2 separate regions of the Homo sapiens genome follow, and region 1 is linked to region 2. Evidence: chromatin loops called from intact Hi-C (ENCODE). Cell type or tissue: ovary. All regions are shown on one strand. Links, peaks and the distances in the headings refer to the core of each region. The heading gives the core; the rest is flanking DNA. Region 1 overlaps KIAA1614. Region 2 overlaps STX6 (syntaxin 6).

The links. Peaks named below come from ENCODE experiments on the same cell type or tissue, not always from the same donor. Only the 100,000 strongest peaks of a DNase experiment are listed, where the experiment ranks them.
Region 1: a loop joins it to region 2, with 1.9 times the contacts of the local background. A loop is called at or near these places in 19 of 110 quality-filtered maps.

What each region holds. Positions count from the first base shown.
Region 1 is chr1:180,922,433-180,930,764 of GRCh38, forward strand. It overlaps KIAA1614, which reads left to right. Exons shown (of 9, transcript NM_020950.2): 4 at 5,998-6,141. Among named protein-coding and RNA genes, the nearest start is that of KIAA1614, 14 kb to the left of the region's middle. RefSeq lists an enhancer at 645-1,526. In ovary, for the core only: no CTCF peak of the experiment used is centred there; a DNase peak (open chromatin) is centred at 4,379; H3K4me3 peaks cover 501 bases; H3K27ac peaks cover 3,813 bases.
Region 2 is chr1:181,006,058-181,014,389 of GRCh38, forward strand. The region is part of intron 1 of STX6 (syntaxin 6); the gene reads right to left. Among named protein-coding and RNA genes, the nearest start is that of STX6, 13 kb to the right of the region's middle. In ovary, for the core only: no CTCF peak of the experiment used is centred there; a DNase peak (open chromatin) is centred at 4,541.

The DNA.
Region 1 (8,332 bases), core at 161-8,160, 84 kb before region 2:
GGGAAGGGGAGGGCGGGTCCCGATCTTCAGGCCCCTGCTGGGATTCCTTGGGGGGTAAAAACTCCCTCCCCTCAAGCAGTTTCTAGACTCTAAGTTAAAGACAGGCAGCCCTAAAGAATTTCAGGGGCTTGGCCTGTGGTTCAAGTGGTCAGGCCCTCAGCTGTGAGAAAAATCTCAGGCTTTTAAAGCTTAATATGTTAATTAGCATTTTTGGAAACTGAGATAGGAAAAAACCAAAATGTTTTTCCTACTTTCACACACTCAACACAGCACAGAGCACTTCACCTCAAGCCACCAGAGCGTGTGCAGATGTTTCCCACCCGCCAAGCAATTCTCTGGCAGACCCCAGCTGGCTGCCCTGTGATTCCACTCAGTTCTGACACTGTCTACCTGCAGATAGGATCGGGCCCCACAGGTTGAGGGCTCAGTTCCACAAGACTGCGCCCACTTCAGATGCCAATTGCAAGTCCCAGGTTGTGACCTGCACTTCGGACCAACCAGCTATAAATCGGGGTTCCCACTGTTCCTTCCTTGGGTTTAATTTTATAGGACGGCTCACAGAACGCAAGGAAACACTTTACTTGCATTTACCCATTTCTTATGAAGAATGTTATAAAAGACACGAACAGCCATGTGAGGAGAGGCATGGGGCAAGGTATGGGAGATGGGGCACCACCCCCCAGAAACCTTCACAAGCCCAGCTGTCCTGAAGCTGTCCTGCCAGTCCTTTGGGTGTTTGTGGAGGCCTCATTATGTAGGCATGATTGATTACATCATTGGCCACTGCGAGTCAGCTCAAACTTCAGCCCCTCTCCCCTGACGGAGGTTAGGAGGTGGGGCTTAATGTTCCAACCCTCAAAATGATTGGTGTTTCTGGTGACCAGCCCACATCCTGAAGCTATCTAGGGACTCTCAGCCACCAGCCGTCTCATTACCATACAAAAGACACTCTGCTCATTCCTGAGATTCCAAGGGTTTAGGAGCTGTGTGCCAGGTGCCAGGAGTGGGGACCAAATCCGTATTTATTAGATCACAGAAGCACAGAGCTCCCCTGCGAGCTGGCCACTGGGTGTGATCCAGTGCAATTTCACATGGAACTGGCCACTTTTGCTCTTATTGTGCCCTGCACCGGCTGCAGCCATAGCTGGCACTGGTGTATCTCCTCCCTGAGCTCCTGGGGCAAGAACTGTGCTGTTCTTGTCTCCGGGCCCCAGTGCCTGCAAGTGTGTGCAGGGAAAGGCTCTCAGAAATGTCTGGCAGAGGCACGTCGTAAAGAGTGTGAGTAAGGGCTCAGCAAGGAGGCATGGGGAGTCCCGGCTGAGTGCGGGAGAAGAGACACTCCCACCATCCCAGCACCACCCCAGCATGCCCAGGGCTGTAGAGGTGGCTGAGAACACCCCAGGGCACGGGTGTAACCAAGAACGGAAGAATGCCTGAGCCCCTGCCTGTCCTTACCAACCCCCAGCTCCCATCCTGCCCCACTGATATACACGCACAAAGGAAAGCCCCCTTACCACTCCCAGCCCCACCGAGACTAAAGCAAAAGAAAAAATTAAATGTAACCACTCAACAGTGTTTTAGGATACTTAACACGCTCCCAGTGTCTCACCCTGGGTGGAGAAGGAAGCCCTATCACAAACCCAGTGCCACCTGGATCCTCCAGATACCCTGTCCCATGCTGCGTCATTGCCATGCCCATATACACACCACACATGAAAATCTCATGATGGTCCCAATCTTTACCAATCAAGGAGCTTGAGAAAGTCAATTTACCCAAGGCAATTCATCTGGTGGGAGCCAGTCTGAAATTCTAGGAAAGGAAGCCCTCTCCTCTGCCTGCCAGAGTTGAACAGGCCACTGGTCCCCCATCGGAGGGCATCTCGGACACCTGCCTCCTCTGTGGCCACCCAGGTCCCACACCTGAGGCCAAGAGGTTCTCACCAAAGGGGCAGCCCAAAGCCTCCTTCTGGGGCTCAGCAGGGAATCTGTTCATCTTCAGGAAGGCAGGGGCAGGGTGGCTCTGCTCTCCTCAGAAGTCAGCATCTTAGGCGTGCACTGCAGGCCTCCACACAGATCCTTTTGAAGGTGTTGAAGGAGGTGGGTTCTCCCAGCTGCCATTCCTAAGGACTCCCACTCCTCCTTCTCCATTGACAGGAGGGCCTATTGACTGTCTGGGAGTCAGCTTTCCTCCATGACCAATTGGCCACCTCCTGTTTTCTATCCTATGGAAGCCACCTTTTCTATGGAGCCCTGTCAAGGGCTTTTCAAAGTCCAGAGCAAAGCCACCAGGTCCCCTCCAGCTACAAGATGGTGTTTGTCATTTCAAACATGCCTTCCCCTTGCTGACGACAAAGTGATCTCATCACAGGTGACTTTAGTACATATTCGGGGATTCCATCCTTTGCTTAGTAAGGGGGTGAGAGTAATTTAACAAAACAATGGTGCTAATGATAAAATAATAATAATAATAATAATAAATGCTAACATTTGTGGACTCTTACCAAGTGCCCAGCTCTGTGCTAATCTCTTTTAAAGGAGTCACTCTCACTTATCTTAACAACTGAGCCCTTATTTAGCAGATAGGGAAACTGAGGCTCAACTCCTAAGTAACCTGCCAGGGTGACACAGCTAGGAAGTGGCTGTCCAGGGATTAGAACCCCAGGCAGGCTGCCCCCAAGCCACACACTTCCCCGCCACTCTAGGCTGTGTCCTGTCCATGTCCTGCAGACCTGGGAAGAAGGGACCTGTGCAAGCAAGCATGACAGTCTGAGACTAGGTCCCTGCCCTCATGGAGCACATGACCCAGAATCAGTTCCAGGTGCACCTTTTCCACTTCCCCTCATTCAGAAAATTGCACACAGAATCACAGTAGGAGAGCTCTATCCGTGGTCATCAGAAAGCTTTCAAATACGCAAACATGGAACAAATGCTAAGCAGAAAAGTTTCTCTATGTTCTGTACACTCCATATTCTCCCTCTACTGGGTGCATCCTGGAATCTGGGAAGCGGCAGATCCCTCTACATTCCCAGTTATTTCCCCATCCATGTACCTGAGTTGAAAGGGTTAAACACAGACTCGCTGAGCTTATTATTTTAATCCAGGATTATGATGGCTGCAGAAGAAGGCCACTCTGTCCCCTTGACCTCCTTGGCTAGGAGAGCAATGGTGGTTCTCCTGCCCCAGCTGGCTGGAGGGAGAGCAAAGCCTTAGCTAAGCCTGTCCCTCCACCAGGAAACTGGCCGAGACGGGAGTGCCCAGAGCAGGAGGGGACCACACGCTGCCCTTTGTCCTTGTGAACCAGTCGAGGACACAGGTGGCTGGAGGGGTGGGGGAAGGGCCAGCATACTCTAGTGGAACTCTAGTTTTCCCCAACAATGAGCTCTTTATAGGCTCTGCCACTCGGTCAGGGCCAAACATCTGTGGTGGGAACTCCCCCAAGGGGGGACCTCGAAATCCCACACCCCACCTTATGGCATATCAGACTATGTGGCCAAAGATCTGGGCTCACAGGGTAGCACTGTGAGTCCTCTCCCCTCTCCAGCCCCCACTGCTTGCAGATGGGGAAACTGAGGCCCAGGGAGGAAAAGCACTCAGCCACTTTATTCCTATGCTCCACCCTCTGAGCTAATGAGCTCCAGAAGTGCAGACTTTCAAGACAGTGGCAAAAAGCCGTCTCTTCTTAGGCAGGAATTGCCTCTGCCTGGCCATGGCACTGACCACCCCAACCCTTCTAGGAATTTTCCAGAGCAACTCTGGGAGCTGGGAGGTGGGCAGTGAGATGGGACAGACTCAGCACCCACCCCATTTTGCCTGCTTGTTCCCTGCCTCAGAGAAAGACCACCTTCCCTCCACAGGGCTGGTCAGGCCCTCGCTTCACCAGGGTGCACGTTGACCTTGGCTGCAGTCTGTGAAGGTGACTGCCACTCCTCCATGCTCAGTGTGGTACTGCATGGATGCCTCTAGGCGCCTAAAAAGCCCTGCTTTTCTAATCAGTGGAGAACCAGCTTTGTCTGCCAGGAACTGAAGCAAGACAGCTGATGAGAAAAAAAAAAAAAAAAAAAAAGTAACAGCTCCAAGAGGAGGGAGCAGAAAGGAAATAGCAAAGCTGGAAAATGGCTTTAAAACCTGGGGGCAAGGCTGATCCTGGCAGCATCTGGCCAGTTGCCTGGGGGCCCTCCTGCCTGCCCACCAGGTCTTGTGACAAATGCCCTCTGACAGCCGTGGAACCACAGCTGTCACCGGAAGGCTCCGAGTGTGCGGGCTGGCAGCCAGAGGCCCACGGCTGCAGGGGCGCCTCTCCGGGCTGGTAACCTCATTATCTCTGCTGTCAGGGCAGGAGCCCCAGGGAGCACAGCTGCTCTCAGCCGCCTTGGAGGAGCTGTCTGCTGGGGAAGCTGTGCAGAGGGAGGCCTCTCCTGCCAAAGGAGGCTTCACGGGGCAGCGGGCCTGGAGATTCGCTTTCCCATCACTCCAGTAAAGCCCTCCTTGTTCCAAAGCCATGCCTGGGCCCTGCCAGGGTTCACAGGCACAGATGGTGCCTTTCTTCTAGCAGTCTCCTCCTGCTCCCCAGCAGCCCCAAAACAGGGTTGGATGCAAATAGTGAGAAGAAAAAGAAAAGGAAACAAGAAAAGAAATCATAGTCTGCCCAGAGTTTGTCCAAGGATGTCCAAGGAAGCCTTCCTTGGAGGCCTCAGAGCTGTGCCATTTCCACTCACATCTCTGTCACCCAGGAAACTGCCTGGTCCCTTCCCCCAGTCAGGACCATGGTGAGGGGCTGCAGGTCTGAGATCAGGACCTGCTGGAGCCCTGTGGACCCTCACTGTTGAGGACAGCCCAGCATATGTGACGGCGAGGACAGGGGCAGCCAGTGGGGATGATGAAGTTACCCCAAAGAGCGCATCTGCCCCCAGCCACAAACATCCTCTGCCTGCCCTGAGACCCAAGGCAGGAGAGGACAGAGGGTGCGGAACGATGCTGGAGACAGTGGGCTGGCTGTCGTGTGCTCTGCTCCGCTTGCAATTGACGTTCGACCTTGAACAATGTGCCAGCGTTCTTCTCTGCTCTGGACACCCTCATCTGTCAAGTGGAGAGAACACCTGCCCTCGGCCAGCCTGGCTGGGGAGAGCAAGCTCCGTGGAGAACAACGTCTTGTCAGTGGGAGATTGTGGGTTGCTGTTATAGCTGTAACCCAGCGCGGGCTGTATGTCACTGGCTGAGAGACAGCTTTGAAAACGGACTGCTGTCATTTTCTGCCACTCTGGACTGGCCAGGGAGGCAGCACATCTGGTAGGGGGTGGGGGCTGGTGGAGGACCCTTATTATTATGAAAGTCGAACCACTTGCTGGCTTGGTTTGGGTCCAGCTTAATTTCTCTCAGCCCTGAGCCTGTGAGCCCTGAGCTGGTGCCTGATGGTTTTGGATTGGGACTAAGGCAAGAAAACACCAGGATTTATAAAAATGCCATTCCCCCAAAGGGCCCAATCTATGCTGGACAGAGCCCTGATTCTTTGCATCTGCAGTGGGTACTAGTGTGGTGCTGTGTGTGGGTGCAGAGAGACAGAAGGAGAGAGAGGTGATGCGTGGAGAGACCATCTGTCTGGGCACAGGCCCAGCCCAACAACCCCGGGCCCTTTCTCCCTCCTCCTCCCAGATAGCTCCTGCTGTCTGCCTGGGGAAGGAACAATAGAATAATCTGGAGACTCTCCTACCCTTTCTAGATCCTCTTGAGGTCTCTGCCTCCAGTGCCTGAGCAGATGTCCAAGGCCGGGCCAGCTCCCCAGCCCCCATCCAGAGCCACGCAGGGCCATTTCCCAGCCCCAGGCCCCAGGCCCCAGGCCCCCAGGCTGGGTTCCCTGTGCGTGGGTGCTAGAGGAGGAAGGCTGCACATGCAGGGCTTTTTCTGGCACAGCCAGTGCTTGACACTGCTAAAGCCCTCCTAATCTGCGTTATTTTCCTCTAATCCCTCCCCCACCACCCTGGCCTGTGTGCCACGCTGCAGGACCGTTGGTCCCAACCCGGAGCCTGTGCTGAGCCCCAGGCATGAGGAAGCCACGCATCTGCTGCAGCGTGCCCGCATGAAGGCCAGGACCCGGCCCCTCCGTGCCAGCCATGACATCGTGCCCACCATTACCCAGGGCAGCCGGTGAGTGGGACCTGGGCCAGGCTAGCCTGGGAGGGCCATAGCAGGGAAGAGTCAGCAGTGGGAAGAAGTGGGATCTAGCCAAATGCTGCTGCTGCTCGCTCCATGTGTGTGTGTGTCTGTGTGTTTTCCATATAAGGCTCTTGCTTTGATTATTTAGTCAGTCAACACACCTTTCCTGAGGGCCTACAGTCAGGCACTGAGATACAAAGATGAATGAAACATGATCTGGATCCCTGGGGGGATGGAGGTCACAGTCTCCAGGGAGAGAAGCAAACAGATATTCAATTATGTGGACTGTGGTGTGAGAGAGGAAAAGTGTGTGTGCTGAACTGGAAACTGTTAACTCCACCTGGAAAGGACAGGTGAGGCTCTTGAGAGAAGGTGACTTCTTAGCTGAGGCTTGACGGAAGTATAGATATGCACTGGCAAGCAGTGCAAGATAGGCACTGGCAAGCAGGCTTAGTGAGGCGACAGAGGAGCGCAACACCTACAGCCAGACCATGCGGGCTTGACTTCTGGTTCTGGCACTTAGCTGGGTGCCTCTGCAGAAGTCTGTGTGCCTCAGTTTCCTCACCCACAAAATGGGAACTGTAACAGTGCCTGTCTTACAGGGTTGCTGTGGAGCTATGTGAGCTAATACGTGTCAAGTTTAGAACAGCGCCCGCCATGCAGTGAGTGCTGCAGGACTGTGAGCTCTAATGACTCCTTATTTTGTTGCAGGGGTGTGGGAGGTGTGAGAAGGGAGGCATCTGGAATGAGCCCAGGGTTCTGACTCGGTGTCTGTGTGTTTGGTGGGGCCTCAGCCGAGGGGTGAGGCCTCAGTGCAGGGTCAGGCATTGGAGGGGGAGGTGGTCCCAGAACATCCACTGGAAATGCCCACCAGGCAGTTGGATACAGGATCTTTAGAGGAGGAGAGATCAGAACTGAAGATTTGGATGTCATCCCTGATTTCATAATGCTACAGCCGTGGTAAGGTAGGAAAACAACAAGGTCAAGGACATTCAGACCAGCACATCACACACATGACTGCCCCCTGAGCAACACACTGCATCCCCATCTTCCTGCCTGTTCCGCCGATGGTGCACTTTGAAGAATCACTTACATGTGGACTTCACCACCACACAGAGCTGTCTTCCAGTCATGCACCTGGGCCTGAGATGAGGCCACCAGGCTATGCCAGGTCTCACCAGGCCCAAGCAAGACCACTTCTGCAGCTAGCAAAGCCTGTGGCTTCACTGGCATGGTGGGCCTGCTGCATCAGCCTGTTTGAATCACCACGTGGCAGTGGAGGGAGCAGGGGTTCTTAGGGAACAGGGATCTTGGTGGAACTGGACCACATGCTCTTTGATGGAGGGTGCCGAACTGCTCATTAAAGGCTAAGGACCTTCATGGAACCACTGAGACGACTCCTTCATGAGCAGAGGTCATTGTGACCCTTAGGAGAGGGGCTCAGAAGACCATAAATCCTGGCAAGGGGTGCCAAACAGACTGCCCTTGTATTTCCACATTTTGGGCCTTGCCTCTCTCTCTAGATGGAGGGCACTTGTTAGGAATGGGCATGGTGGGCTGGGCACCGTGGCTCACGCCTGTAATCCCACCACTTTGGGAGGCTGAGGCGGGCGGATAATGAGGTCAGGAGATCAAGACCATCCTGGCTAACATGGTGAAACCCCGTCTCTACTAAAGATACAAAAAATTAGCTGGGCGTGGTGGCGGGCACCTGTAGTCCCAGCTACTTGGGAGGCTGAGGCAGGAGAATCACTTGAACCCGGGAGGCGGAGGTTGCAGCGAGCCGAGATCACACCACTGCACTCCAGCCTGGGCGACAGAGCAAAACTCCATCTCAAAAAAAAAAGGAATGGGCATGACTTCTTCAGGGCATCCTAACTATTCTTCTTCACGTATATAAATATATGGTGAGAAATCTTAGACTTCCAAGCAACTCTCCTGTTCTACTTTGTAGAGGCATTTAGGTTAGGTCGGATAGCCTCAAAATAGTCAAGACTATCTGCAAAACAGATTGCATTGTGTAAAGGTCCTCTTGGACACTTCTTCCTCATGTCACTCTAGCAGCTCACAACAACCCCAATCACTAACTTTAACGTAGGCTCCCTTTTGCAGGCTGTCTCCAGGCCATAGAAATGCTATAGAATTGCAAGGTGACCCACTTTAGCAGCTGCTGTGTCCAGAA
Region 2 (8,332 bases), core at 225-8,224:
GTGTTTGTTTTTGTTTTGTTTTTGAGAGGGAGTCTTACTCTTTTGCACAGGCTGGAGCGAAATGGTGCGATCTTGGCTCACTGCAACCTCCACCTCCCGGGTTCAAGTGACTCTTCTGCCTTAGCCTCCCGAGTAGCTGGGATTACAGGTGCCCGCCACCACGCCTGGCTAATTTTTGTATTTTTAGTAGAGACGGGGTTTTGCCAGATTGGCCAGGCTGGTCTTGAACTCCTGATCTCAGGTGATCCACCTGCCTCAGCCTCCCAAAGTGCTAGGATTACAGGCATGAGCCACCACGCCCAGCCACATTAGTGTTTTTCTTGTTTAGAGAATGAGACTAGGCCATTAAGTGCTATGATCTAGCATGCCTTTAGATTAGATATAGTCACAAGATTTTAAGAACTTTTACCCCCACCATTGGGCCAATATCCACTATTTAAATGTTATAATCTAATACTATCACATATAAAAGCCAAAAAGGAGTCATTTTATAATCATATGGTCTCTCATGTTCAAAGATGATAATCCCACTGCTCCTGAACTATAAGAACTGTTTTGATCCTTCTATGATTTCTTCTGGAACAAAGACCACAAAAACGTGTTCTAGCTGATTAGGGTGTTTGTTGTCTATGGCTTTAAAACAGAATTCACACGCATCCTATACCCTCTGACGTTTCAAGTATTGGAAAAAAGAAAGCGCTAACAAAAATGAAAAAAAGCACCTTACAATATTTAGGTCTATGGCATACTGATGAGAGCTAAGAGGCGGAACGTTAAACAGAGAATACAGCTTCTAGGTGCAGGCTGAGTAAATAAGCAAACTATATGGACAACAAATCTACCAACGTCTATTCATCTAGTTTAAGGCTTAGGCAAGTCACCTCATTGTTCCTTTCATGTCAGCCTTTAGACTTTCAGTGCTAATGAGAAACCCTATTTAAGATAAAATGGGGAAGAATTAAGTGAGGTGAAAATCTACTTTCTTTACTCTTTATGGGATCTGGGTGATTTAGTGGAGAAAGAGCTATGTATCATTCCTTAATGCAAAGTAAGTCATCCTTTGGTATCCTTAGGGGATTGGTTCCAGGACCTCCACAGGATACCAAATCTGCAGATGCTGAAGTCCTTACATAAAGTGGCATAGTATTTGCATATAACCTACGCACATCCTCCTACATACTTTAAATCATCTCTAGATTATTTATAATACCTAATGTAATTTAAATGCTATGTAAATTGCTGTTATACTGTATTGTTTAGGGAACAAGAAAAAAAAGTCTGTACATGTTCAGTAGGGATGCAACCATTCTTTTTTTACTGAATACATTCAATCCTGAGTTGGCTGAATCCACAGATTTGGAACCCACAGAGATGGAGGGCTGATTGCATTGGTTTATTTGTAAGTACTGAGTATCATTTATGATAATGGAAGACAGAGTTGAAGAGGTTATCTGTAAAGACATCTTTTAAAGAATATAAAATATATCAATTCTGTAAAGTAAATATGAATTCCTTCTTGAGAACTAGAAGCCTCAAACCAAGAAGCCTTGGGCTAGGGCTTAGGTTTGTTCTCCACCACCAGTACACAATGATGATGCTGGAATTAAATTCTAAGTAGCAATCTATGAACTTTTTTGGTCTCAGGAGACTCCTTTGAACTCTTCAAAATTACTGAAGACCCCGAAGAGCTCAGAGTTATGTATACTATGTATCTAATCTATTTACTATATTAGGAATTCAAACAGACATTTTAAAAATATTTGTCAACTTTAAAATGTGAGCTTACATGTTAACAATGTTTTTATTTTAAAAATTCTAAAACAAAAAAAATGTAGTGAGAATGGCATTGTTTTGCATTTGTGCAAATCTCTTCAATAAATGTGGATTCTCATATCCACTTCTACCATCAGTCTGTGGACATACATTTTGGTAGAAGCATATGATGAGAATCCAGCCTCATACAGATACATACTTGGAAAAGGGAGGAGAATTTTAATAGTCTTTTCGGACAATTGTGGATGTACTTTTTTGATAGTATACCAAAACTTGACAACTGGCTGTTAAAGGTTAGCTGCAATGTGGATCCTAAAACTGTATTAAAGAACTTTTTAGATTTTCTTATTTTACAGTAATAATTTTCTTGTTTTTCTTAGCTTACCAAGTAAAATGGGAAGGAGTATCTCAGTCATTAGGGCGCTTTGTTTCCCTTATACTACGATCCATTGGTCAATCTTGTACAGGCTGAGATTCCGTTATCCAAAATGCTTGGGACCAGAAATGTTTGGGATTTTTTCAGATTTAGAATATTGGCATTGTACTTACCAGTTGAGCACCCCAATCTGAAAATCCAAAATCCAAAATGCCCCCAGTGAGCATTTCTTTTGAGCATCTTGTTGGTGCTTAAAAAGTTTTGGATTTTGGAACATTTCACATTTGAGATGCTCAACCTGTAATTTGGATCTTTTACTTTTGGATGATTTTATAACATCAAATAGTGGTCATTAGGAAAGTATTAGTCTACTGAGTATTGCAGAACCTCCAAATGCCAGCTCATTTCAATACACAGTATCCAAAATCATATTTGTTATTATCACCACCAGTTTCATCAGAAAAACTTAAGTGTTGGAAATCTGTAAGAGCATAGTAGTTGATATAAGCTTTCCAAAATTGTTTTTTTTTTTTTTTTTTTTTTAAACAAAAGGCTCTAATTTTATCACTGGTAAAAATACTGTCATTTATTTTCCATGAAGTGACAGGTTCACCTCACTCATTTGTGAGAAAATATCTCGAGAATTTTTTAGATAAATTTGAGATTTGAGAAAGCCTGCAAGTCTGAGAAACCAGTTTGTCATTCTCTCCAGTAAAAATGAGATTTTGCTCGGGGCGGGGGGAAAACAGCTATTTCAACTCACAACTCAATCACATAAGTGCTTTTCCTAGAGACAACCATTTTATTTAACAATACATCACAAAAATGCTTCACGCAAACTTCCATTTTGCCAGTGGAATATTAAAATATATACTAAGGGAGAAGATATTTACAAATTATATATCTGATTAATGACATATCCAGAATATATATTTTTTTAAACTCTCAAAACTTAATAAGAAAAACCCAATTAAACAAAGCCAGCTGCAGTGGCTCATGCCTGTAATCACAGCATGTTGGGAGGCCAAGGCAGGTGGATCACTTGAGGTCAGGAGTTCAAGACCAGCCTGACCAACATGGTAAAACCCCATCTCTACTAAAAATACAAAAAAATTAGCCGGGCATGGTGGTGGGTGCCTGTAATCCCAGCTACTCAGGAGGCTGAGGCAGCAGAATCACTTGATCCTGGGAGGCAGAGGTTGCAGTGAACCGAGATCGTGCCATTGCACTCCAATCTGGGTGACAGAGCAAGACTGTTGTTTCCAAAAAAAAAAAAAAAAAAGCAAAAGATTTGACCAGTCACTTCACCAAAGACATACATATGACAAATAGCACAGGAAAAGATGCCCAATATCATTAATGACATGCAAATTAAATCTTCAATTACATACTACTACATATTTAGAATGGATTAAAATGAAAACAAAATGACAATGCAACATGCTGGAAAGGTGGTGGGGTAACTGGAATTCTCATACCTTACTGGTGGAAAGCACAATAGTACAGCCATTTGGAAGAGAGTTTGGTTGTTTCTTGAACATATATTTACCATACCCCAAAGTCCCACTCCTAAGTGAAATGAAAACTTATGTTCACACAGCCAAAAATTGTAAACAACCCACATGTCCTTCAACTAATGAGTGGATAAACTGTAGTATATATGTATAACAGAATACTATTCAGCAATAAAAAGGAACAAACTACAGCTACATACAACAACATAGATGAATCTCAAATGCATTAGGCTAAGTGAAAAAAGCTAGATTCAGAAGGCCACGTACTATACGATTTCACTGACATAACATTCCGGAAAAGGCAAAATTATAAGAACAGAAAACAGTTCAGTGTTTGCCAGGTGCTCGACATGGGGGAAGGACCAGAAGGCATACAGAGAAACGTTTTGGGGTGATGGATCTGTGCTATATCCTGCTTGTGGAAGTGATGATTACACAACTATATGAATTAGTCAATTTCACAGAAGTGTACACCAAAAAGGTTGCTTTTTATTGTAGGTAAATTATAACTTTAAAAAAATGAGAAAAATTATACTTGAGGGTCAAGATTTTATAAAATTATTAATTTTTACTGTTTCATGAAGAATATTCTTTTTTTTGAGACAGAATCTCACTCTGTCACCCAGACTGGAGTGCAGTGGTGCCATTTCAGCTCACTGCAACCTCCACCTCCCGGGTTCAATCGATTCTCCTGCCTCAGCCTCCCGAGTAGCTGATATTATGGGTATGCGCCACCACACTCAGCTAATTTTCATATTTTTAGTAGAAACAGAGTTTCACTATGTTGGCCAGGCTGGTCTCAAACTCCTGACCTCAAGTGATCCAACCGGCTCAGCCTCCTAATGTGCTAGGATTACAGGTGTGAGCCTCCGCGCCCGGCCTCATGAAGAATATTCTTAGGGGAATATGACTCTTTTTTTTCTTTTTTTTTACTGTTAGTACAAGCTGATGAGGAATACCACAGAAAGCATGGCACGACACCACTGCCTTGATTTTTGGTAAGGCACCAGGAGTTTTAGCCACCACAGCTTTTTTTGGCACCATCAGTGCAAATGTCAACATGGTGAAAAAGGCAGATAATATCTGAATATTATCATGAAAAGAGTTTTGAGCTAGTGGATCTTTCTGTGAAAGGATCTTGGGGATCCCTTGTGATTTACAGGCCATGCTTTCAGAACTACAATGTCTTAAGACACTGTTAGACTGAAGTTGAGGAGTGTGCATGGGTGGATTCTAGTAGCACTGAGTGTGAAGCCAAGGAATCCTTAAGTATGCAAGAAGCAAAGCATGTCCTGAGGAAAAAAATGAAAGAAATGGCAGGAATTAGAAAAATGCTACAAAGCAGTTGCAGAATAAAGCTCAGCACCCTACAGGCCTGACCAGCAACTTGGCTTATTCCATTCTAAAGCTCTTATTTTTAAAAAGAGGATTCATGTTTAGTTTTCATTTAGTAACACAGACATAAGAAAGGTAAACTAGTCGTTATTTTACATTTTTAAGATGGATGTTTTAAGGGATCACAAAGGTGGAAACTGCCAGCAATGGCTCAGATCTTGAAAGACAGCCAGAATCTGCAGTGTATCAGGGAATCCCATCTCAATAGCAAGCAAAGAGGTCTCTCTAAGTGGAAAACCTCCCAACTGTTCTTCCAATATCATTTCAGTGTTAGCCTGAAAAAGAAGGCATGAACTGGAAGCAGAAAACAATGTTGGTCACAAGTCTTATTTGGAAGCCAACTATTAATGGTAACCAGAATTTTCTAAAGCATGTGGGATTTCTAACAGCTTCAAGAGCCACAAGACACACCTAATAATGTACAAATCTAACCAGGGAGACAACCCTCTCAATCCAGAACCACTTGTAAGTACTTGCAACTAAAAACTGAAGATTACTTGGCATTCCAAGTAAGTCAATTCATAAAACAGTAACATATAATCATGTCACCTATTTGAGATTTGTGAGGGTTTTTATAAGAGAAGTGCCCATCTACTTGATTTCACATTTCTTTCTCAGGAAAGGCAAGGGAGTTGTTTCAGTATCAGTTGGCTAGTGAGGCATGACCCACAAATGTCTACCCACCACTGTTGTCCGTTCTACACAACTAGCCCGTGTGAGCACTTCACTTTGGGAGGAGCACTTCACTTTGAGGAGCACTTCCCGTTGAGTGAGCAGATACAACTGCTGACTGCTCAGGCAACAGAGATCCATTTTTGTCTGTCTCCAGAAAGGTGACAATCACAGATAGTGCTTCTTTATCCCTTATCTTTATGTCTGATTTAGCTATTTTTTTCCTCAACTATGTAATCAGAAAAATTAAAGTTTGATACCCAGAACTTTCCATGAGAGAGTATATACCATGAAGCAGTATATACCTTGAAGCAGGTATACCTTGAATTGTCAGAGTTCTTCAGCTTAGCAAACTTCTTGGTAAATAACAATCTGCTCACCCACAGCTTGGAGAATCACATCTGGCAGCATTTCACTGAAAACTTGCTGATGACTTTCCTAGGAATTATAGTTTTAGCTGCTGACCCAGAGAAGCCTTTTTCAAATCCTTGAAAGAGAAAGACGGCTATCTCCACACATCAAGCAAATCTTGCGCTATCCGTCACACATGCTGCCCAAATCAGTTTCATCTGATACAGGTAGCATTTCGTAGATACCAAGAGCCAGTGTTGGCAATTCTAGGGATGTGGCTTTTCCTCCCTGCTGTCTACAAAACAGCCCATCAAAATCATGGAACCTGTCATCTTCTCAAGGATTAAACTCCCTACAGACACCAGAATGAAGGCTCTTCATGGCAAGTCACCACAATGCCCACAGGACCACTTGCAATGCAGAACTTTCCCAGTAAGTAGCTGTCAAAAATGGAAACACTGCCCACATCTTTGAAGAATGCATCTTTTGGGAAAAACAAAATAAAGTCATCTGAGCATTCAGATTCTTCCATTCTTTTTTTTTTTTTTTTTTTGAGATGGAATTTCACTCTTGTTGCCCTGGCTGGAGTACAATGGCACAATCTCAGCTCACCACAACCTCCGCCTCCCAGGTTCAAGCAATTACCCCGCTTCAGCCTCCTGAGTAGCTGGGATTACAGGCATGCACCACCACGCCCGGCTAATTTTGTATTTTTAGTAGAGACGGGGTTTCTCCATGTTGGTCAGGCTGGTCTCAAACTCCTGACTTCAGGTGATCCACCCACATTGACCTCCCAAAGTATTGGTATTACAGGCATGAGCCACCGCGCCCAGCCAATTCTTCCATTCTTCATAAATAAAAAGTTGATTCTGGCAAACCAACCTCATTTATTTTTGAAGTTAGCCCAACATTGATCCCTCGTCAGATAGTTGAGCCTCTTCCATACAACCTCCCAATATGGTACATCACCAAACTAGCCTCTGGGGCCACAAGTAATACATTCAGTCCAAATACAGTCCAAAAAAAAAAAAAATCACAAAGTTTTCTTACTTGCATCTAACCAAGTTTGCCAAGTAAAATGAGAAGAAAGAGTATCTCAGCCATTAGGGAGCTTTGTTCCCCAGTATTTGTCATTCAGTTGTACCAACAAATTGCGTAAGTGTAGCCACAACCCCCATCATCCTTTTTCCTGTTGTGGTTGAGACAGGGTCTCACTGTCAACCAGGCTGGAGTGCAGTGGTGCAATCACAGCTCACTGTAATCTCGAATTCCTGGGTTCAAAGGATTCTTCCGTCTCAGCCTCCCAAGTTGCTAGGACTACAGGTGCACACTACCACGCCAAGCTAATTTTTTTTATTTATTGTAGAAACAGGGTCTCGCTGTTGCCCAGGCTGATCTCAAACTCCTGGCCTCAAGTGATCCTCCTGCCTTGGCCTCCCCCTTCATCGTTTTGATTTATCCTTTCTTCTTTGCCCATGCTGGCAGACTCTGAATTGGCATGTTCTAGTTATCGTGGTTGTTTAACAATGACCCCAAAATTTAGTGGTGTAAAACAACCATTTATCATGTCATGGAGTCTGTAGATCAGGAATCAGACACAGCAGAGCTGACTTGTCCCTGTTCCACAATGTCTGGGACCTCAGCTGAAAATATTAAACAGGCTGGGGCTGTAAAGGCATCACATCTCTCTATCTCTCCACAGTCTGCACACATGCTCTAACAGAGTGGCTTCAATGTAACTGGACTTGTTACATGTTAGCTCAGGGTAGCCTATACTTGTGTTCCAAGATGAAAGATGCAGATGGAAGGTATAGTGGTTGTCTTTTATGACTTAAGCTTCAGGAGTCAAGCAGCGTCACTTCTGCTTCAATCTGCTAGTCAAAGCAGTTTATAAAGGTCTGCCCAGGTTCAAAGGAAGGGAATACAAACTCCAGTTTGATAAAAGAATGCCAGCTTCACAATTTAATAAAAACAAACAGCCGGGCGTGGTGGCTCACGCCTGTAATCCCAGCACTTTGGGAAGCCGAGGTGGGTGGATCACCAGGTCAGGAGTTCGAGACCAGCCTGGCCAATACAGTCAAACCGTCTCTACTAAAAATACAAAAATTAGCCGGGTGTGGTGGCATGCACCTGTAAACCCAGCTACTCAGAAGGCTGAGGCAGAAGAATCGCTTGAACCCAGGAGGCGAAGGTTGCAGTAAGCCGAGATTGCACCACTGCACTCCAGCTTGGGAGACAGAGCAAGACTCCA